Regions from separate parts of the Mus musculus genome. Here region 1 is linked to region 2. Evidence: chromatin contacts called from ENCODE Hi-C or POLR2A ChIA-PET data. All regions are on one chromosome and are shown on one strand. Each heading gives the region's core, a stretch centred on a gene start or an enhancer-like site at or near the end of the contact. The rest is flanking DNA. Distances are from core to core; before and after follow the strand shown.

The links. Hi-C counts contacts between places; a loop is a spot of excess contacts on that map. ChIA-PET counts read pairs that join two places held with the same protein, here RNA polymerase II (POLR2A).
Region 1: a loop to region 2 is called in a map of left cerebral cortex, with 2.0 times the contacts of the local background. The contact joins the promoter of Anapc2 here to the promoter of Tubb4b in region 2. A Hi-C loop is called at or near these places in 5 of 37 maps with a recorded cell type or tissue (heart and left cerebral cortex). POLR2A ChIA-PET finds 5 or more read pairs at or near these places in 4 of 5 experiments (Patski and embryonic stem cell).

What each region holds. Positions count from the first base shown.
Region 1 is chr2:25,270,853-25,273,793 of GRCm38, forward strand. It overlaps Anapc2 (anaphase promoting complex subunit 2), which reads left to right and starts at 1,614. Exons shown (of 13, transcript NM_175300.4): 1 at 1,614-1,825; 2 at 2,063-2,685. The coding sequence starts at 1,664. Ssna1 (SS nuclear autoantigen 1) reads right to left here and starts at 1,566. Exons shown (of 3, transcript NM_023464.2): 1 at 1,446-1,566; 2 at 1,077-1,276; 3 at 187-729. The coding sequence starts at 1,497. The coding sequence ends at 622.
Region 2 is chr2:25,223,328-25,226,420 of GRCm38, forward strand. Tubb4b (tubulin, beta 4B class IVB) reads right to left here and starts at 1,375. Exons shown (of 4, transcript NM_146116.2): 1 at 1,207-1,375; 2 at 797-905; 3 at 607-717; 4 at 1-41. The coding sequence starts at 1,263.

The sequences.
Region 1 (2,941 bases), core at 364-2,863, 48 kb after region 2:
CCCTCACAGAAAAGTGGTTTGTGTTCTGGACTTGGGGAAAACACCAGCACCTTTGCAAAGAGAGTTAAGGGCTAGGGCTGACCTGTGTGAGGTGAGTACTTTCAGCATTTTGTGTTTTGAAGATAAGAAAGGGAAAAACTGCAGGTCTTCTTACCAACAGGATATATGGTAGCTAGCAGACACAGATCTTGCAAAACAACCTTTATTGAAACACCAGAGGCCATGGGGATGGGCCCTAAGGTTTTGGTTCTGGAGTCAAGATTCTTTCTTCAACATGTCTGGCCTGGGGCCCTAGTGGCTGGGGAGACAAAGTGAGGGGCTCCCACAGTACTCAGACCAGGACCAGGACATTCCTGGTAGCCCAAAGGGATTCAGGAGCTTCAGAGAGAGGCCCCTCATGGAGCTGCTCAGGGTCCCCACAGCACATGTGAGTACGGAGCTGGGAACACCTCTTCCATTGGACTGTCCTAGGGCTTTTCTTGTCTAGGCAGGTGGAGGTCAGAAATTGCCCCTCTGGGCACCAGAGATAAAAGACATCTGAGGCCACGAAGAACAAAGATGCTTTAGGACAGACATGTTGAGGACTAAGCAGCCATAGGCCACGGCTGAAACAGGCACTCGTCAGCTGTCCTTGCCTCCACTACTCTTCTGGTCTGAAGCTGTGGCTTTAGTCAGGTTCCCAGCTTCTCTTTTGAGTACACTAAGCAGAGTCTGAGAGCTCTCCAGGATCTGGGGCCAGAGAAATAAAAGGATGTTATTTCTCTGGTAGGAAGGTCCCATTGCCTCAGGCTCTAATAATGGAGGATGGAAATCTCAATTTGGTCATCTGTGCTGTAGCCAACTGGTTATGGAGTAAAACCATCCTCCCTTCTGCACCTGTCCCAGAGCTCTTCCACCCTGCAAAGCCAGGCTGGGTTAATTCAGGCCCACACCGTGTACTCTGTCCAATACACCAATGCTCACTTTTGGAACCCACAGACAGCCCACTGTTCCACCTACAGCCTCTGAACCACAATGGGCCCTACCTAGCCTCAGATGGTAGTAAGGCACTCACAACAGACATCTGAGAGCCCCACCTTGAGGTAGGCGGCCTCGGTTTCTGCGATGGTCCGGTCAAACTCGTTGCGAGAGGCGATCTTGCGCGCCAGGTTCTCGTTGACGCGGGCCAACTTCTCCGTGAGCTGCCTCACCTCATTCTGTAGCCGCTGCTTTTCGTCCTCCTCTTGCTGGATCTGCCGGCACAGCTCCTCTCGCTTCTGACACAACTCCTCGATGCCTAGGGTGGGTGGGAAGACAGAGCTGTGGGTGGGGACTCGTGAGCTTCCGACCCCAACCAGCAATGACAGAGGGGCAGGCCGCAGAGCGGGGCTCGTGAGGCATGTCCACGCAGCCTCCCGAGTGGGTCGGCCGGCCCCGGCCCGCGGCCTTCAGTGCCCGACGCTCACACTTGACCAACTCGTTGTTGTAGTTCTGCAGCGCCGCGCCCTGTTGGGTCATGGTCTGCACCGCGTCCGGAAGCCTCAACCGCCGCCTGCACAGCTAAGTCCGCACCTGCGCACTGCCCACAAAGCGCGCGGGCTGGTGAACGTCACGGCTGCGCCACAGGTCCGCGCTTGCGTCATCACCGTGCGCTCTACTGGGCGGGTCTGTTTTGTGGACAGTGATGGAGGCCGAGGGTGTGGCGGTGGCGGCGGCGGCGGCGGCGGCGGCGGCGGCGGCGACAATTATTGCCTCCGATGACTGCGACTCTAGGCCTGGACAGGAGCTCTTGGTTGCCTGGAATACTGTGAGCACCGGTCTGGTGCCGCCGGCCGCGCTGGGGCTGGTGAGGCCGGGGAAAGGTTGTCGGGCCTGTGCAGATTTCCCGCGACTTTGCATACTTTAGGGGGTCCACCCTTGGGGCCTCACAGCTCCGTGGCCTGCCTGTAGTGGGCTTGCCTCCTTCCTCAGCTACCTGATTTGTTTGGTTCCCTGGCAGCTCTTCGGTTGCTGGGTTTTTCCATGCCCCTCCTCTCCCTTTACCCCTATTCCGCCCCTCTGCTCACGGTTTTCCGTGCTCCAGGCGTCTTCCCGGACCAGCGGTGCAGTCCCACCAAAGGAGGAAGAGCTTCGTGCAGCGGTGGAGGTTCTGAGGGGACACGGTCTGCACTCTGTCCTGGAGGAGTGGTTCGTGGAAGTGCTGCAGAACGACCTTCAAGGCAATATTGCCACGGAGTTCTGGAATGCCATCGCTCTGCGAGAAAACTCTGTCGATGAGCCCCAGTGCCTTGGGCTGCTCCTGGATGCGTTCGGTCTGCTGGAAAGCCGCTTGGATCCCTATCTGCATAGCCTAGAACTCCTAGAGAAATGGACTCGTCTGGGCTTGCTGATGGGCGCTGGAGCTCAGGGGCTTCGGGAGAAAGTTCACACTATGTTGCGGGGAGTCCTGTTTTTTTCCACCCCTAGGACATTCCAGGAGATGGTCCAGCGCCTCTATGGTCGTTTCTTGAGAGTCTATATGCAGAGCAAGAGAAAAGGAGAAGGGGGCACAGACCCGGAACTAGAGGGTGAGCTAGATAGCCGGTATGCCCGCCGCAGGTACTACCGACTTTTGCAGAGTCCTCTGTGCGCAGGATGTGGCAGTGACAAGCAGCAGTGCTGGTGCCGGCAGGCACTGGAGCAGTTCAACCAGCTGAGCCAGGTCCTGTGAGTACTGCTTCCTAACCATGCTGCGGTTTCTCTGCAAGCTTCATTAGTCCTGAATTCAAAAGACCTCTCAATAGAGCTTATAGACTAACTGGCGATGTCTTTTTTGCCCATACTTGTAACCAGGGATTATTGTTCATCACGTTTATACTGTCCTGGACATAGGCATAGGGTGTGTGTGCAGTATCTTTATGGGGAGAGCCCTCCTAGGTAAGGGACAGATGTGTGTTGTGGGTTCTCCATGAGCGGGGATCTT
Region 2 (3,093 bases), core at 125-2,624:
GTAGTGCCCCTTGGCCCAGTTGTTCCCAGCCCCACTCTGACCTGTAAGAGAAAACAGTAGGTCACACTAAGTATGTGCCCAAGGGGCCAAATGACATGAGGTGACACTGAATAAAGTGTACAGACCCAAAACAATCTGCCATGTTAAAAAAAAGGGGAGAGGGGGTGCTGTGCATAATGGCACAAGCTTTTAATCCCAGCACTTGGTAGGCAGGTAGTTCTGAGTTTAAGGTCAGCCTGGTCTACAGTTAAAGAGGCCAGGCAGGGATACATAGATTGGGGATGGGGGGTGGGGGAGACCAGACGGAGATGTACAGAACACACTAGAGCTAAGACAGTAAATACTTCCAAAGGCACCCCTGCCAATGTTCAAGGAGAGTACAGGGCCCCTGCCACTAGGTCAGGTCTTCTCATACTCTCTACTAGCAACTAATCTACCCGCAGTCAGTTGGACCTTCCTCCTAAAGCTGCTTTCGGCCAAGGGATTGAGTGACTCAGAGGGCAAGAAAGTGTACACCTGGTGGCTATTAAGGAAGAACTTTAGGTCAGCCCCTTGACCTTTGAGCCTCATGGGTAGCAAGCCCGTCCACACCTCCACCACACTCACCAAAGACGAAGTTATCAGGTCTGAAGATCTGCCCGAAGGGCCCTGAACGCACCGAGTCCATGGTGCCGGGCTCCAAGTCCACGAGCACGGCGCGGGGCACATACTTGCCACCTGGTTGGGACAGGGGGACGTCAAGTGTGCTCAAACTGGAAGGGTGGTGAGGAGGATGGATGGGGTAGAGGAGCCTTACCGGTGGCTTCGTTGTAGTACACGTTGATGCGCTCCAGCTGGAGGTCGCTATCTCCGTGGTAAGTGCCAGTGGGATCAATGCCATGCTCGTCGCTGATTACCTCCCAGAACTGCAAGGGAGTCGGGCGTTAGCTGAGTCACGCCGGCCGGCCGGTGCGCTCCAAGGCAGCCCCGCCCCGGATGGGTGCGGCAGGCCCTCCCCCTCCCTCCAGTCTCAGGAGCGCCAGGGCGACGAATCCCTAAGGGCCGCGCACCGTCCGCCCCACCGACACCAGCCACCGGCGCTACGTCTCGGCCCAGCGTACGCCGGTATCCAGGACGCAATGAAGGGCGACGCTCCGGGCCGCTTCCGCCATCTTCCCCGGCTGGCTGTCCCAGTGGCGTCTGGCTCGCAGAAACCTAGCCTCCTACCTTGGCGCCAATCTGGTTGCCGCACTGCCCAGCCTGCAGGTGCACGATCTCCCTCATGGCGGCGGCGACTGCGGAACAGCTGTAGAAGAGGAGCACTTCGGGAGGAGCAGGCGCACAGAGTGCTACAACCGACGCTCTGCCAACATTTATATACCTCTTATGACCCGCCCTCGTCAGCACAGGATTGGGCTTTCAGAACGAGGCCACGAATTATCCTTGTCTGATTGGCTACATTTCCGTCAATCGAGCGGTCTGGGGCCCGCCTTCCCAACAATATACTCTCATTATTGGTCACGCTTGCCTACGGCTCCCCCTATCACAATCCCCGCCCTGGCGCCGCAGTGCTCAATCCATTGGGTGTTTCAAATGATTGATTTGCACTTCCATTGGCTGCCTCCTGGGAGCACTCCGAGAGCCTGACACTATTGGCTGCGCTGTTTTGGCGTCCTGGTAACCGCCGCAGTGCAGCGCGCGGGTGGGACGTGGAAAGCCAGCTTCCGGCTGAAAGGGAGGGGGCGACTTTTCAGAGCTTTGTGGGCTCGGGCGGCTTGGTAGGTCTGGCAGCTGCTGCGGGGAGAGAAAGGAGACGCGGGCAGGCATTGTCGATCCGGAACACACCTTGCAAGCCTCAAGCTGAGGCGAATTGAAACGCTAACAATAATAGGCTCTGGATGAGGCGCCGGGCCCTTCCGGGACGCACTGGGCAGGCGCGGGGTCCTCTGTCTCTATCTGTCTCTCTCTCTCTCCCCCCTCCCCTCTCCCCCCCCCCCTTCTCTCTTCCCCTCCCCACCCCACCCCTGGGAGGGCCATCCCTCCGCCCCTTCGGCCTCCCTAGATGTTGTGGAAACTTGCTGGCCAAGAGCCGGTTTCCTTGGAGCCTGAGTTCCAAGTGCGCACAGAGCTGCATGGAGACTACAGGGCTGGGCATGCCTGGCCATGACTGTTAGAGGGAAAAACAAACAAACAAACGTGTGCAAGTCCCTGTCCTGTAATGGAGAGCAATACATGTACATATTTCTTTTTTTTTTTTTCAGGGTCAGGTCCAAAGCACCCCTACCCCCAAAATGGTAGTGCTGACATTGTCCTAAACAGGACTTGACCAGGTAAACAAGCTTAAAAGTTTCTGTTTACCAGAAGAGCAGGTCTCTTAAAGTGATTTCTGTTCACCTTAACTTTAACCTTCCCTCCCAAGTCAGCTACCTCTCGAAGGCAAGTAGTTCTGAAACAATCCTTTTTCTCCATTTGCTCCCCCCACCTTGGCATTTTGATCCCCAATATCTTTCTGCCCACAAAATGGTCTAGTTGGTAATTTCTCTACGCCATTGCTTATGAGACAGAGTCGTCTGGCCTGTAACCTGGAATTCTGCCTTAGCCTCCAGAATGCAAGGACTACAGTTCTTAGTCTTCATGTCTGATGTGTAACTTTTTAAAGGAATATTATACAATGGGTCTGTCTCAGTCTAGCCACTTCTGGCTTTTGGAATGAACTACCTTCAAAACTAAGGGTGTTAGGCAATCCCTGTTGGTTGTGGTATCCAAGTACCTACCAACCATGTCACAGGAAAAAACCCCACCAGGACAAGCAGAGTCCTGTATCCTGAGCAGTGGCATTCTGTCGCTATATACAAAATGCAGTCCTGCCGGGCAGTGGTGGCGCATGCCTTTAATCCCAGCACTCGGAGGCAGAAGCAGGTGGATTTCTGAGTTTGGGACCAACCTCGTCTACAGAGTGAGTTCCAGGACAGCCAGGGCTACACAGAGAAACCCTGTCTCAAAAAAACAAAAACAAAAACAAAAACAAAAAAAAAAAAACCGCAGTCCTAGTGTTCATATTTACTATACTGACCAGGATCTCCAGAAAGATCTGACTGTCTTGTCCTTTCCCAG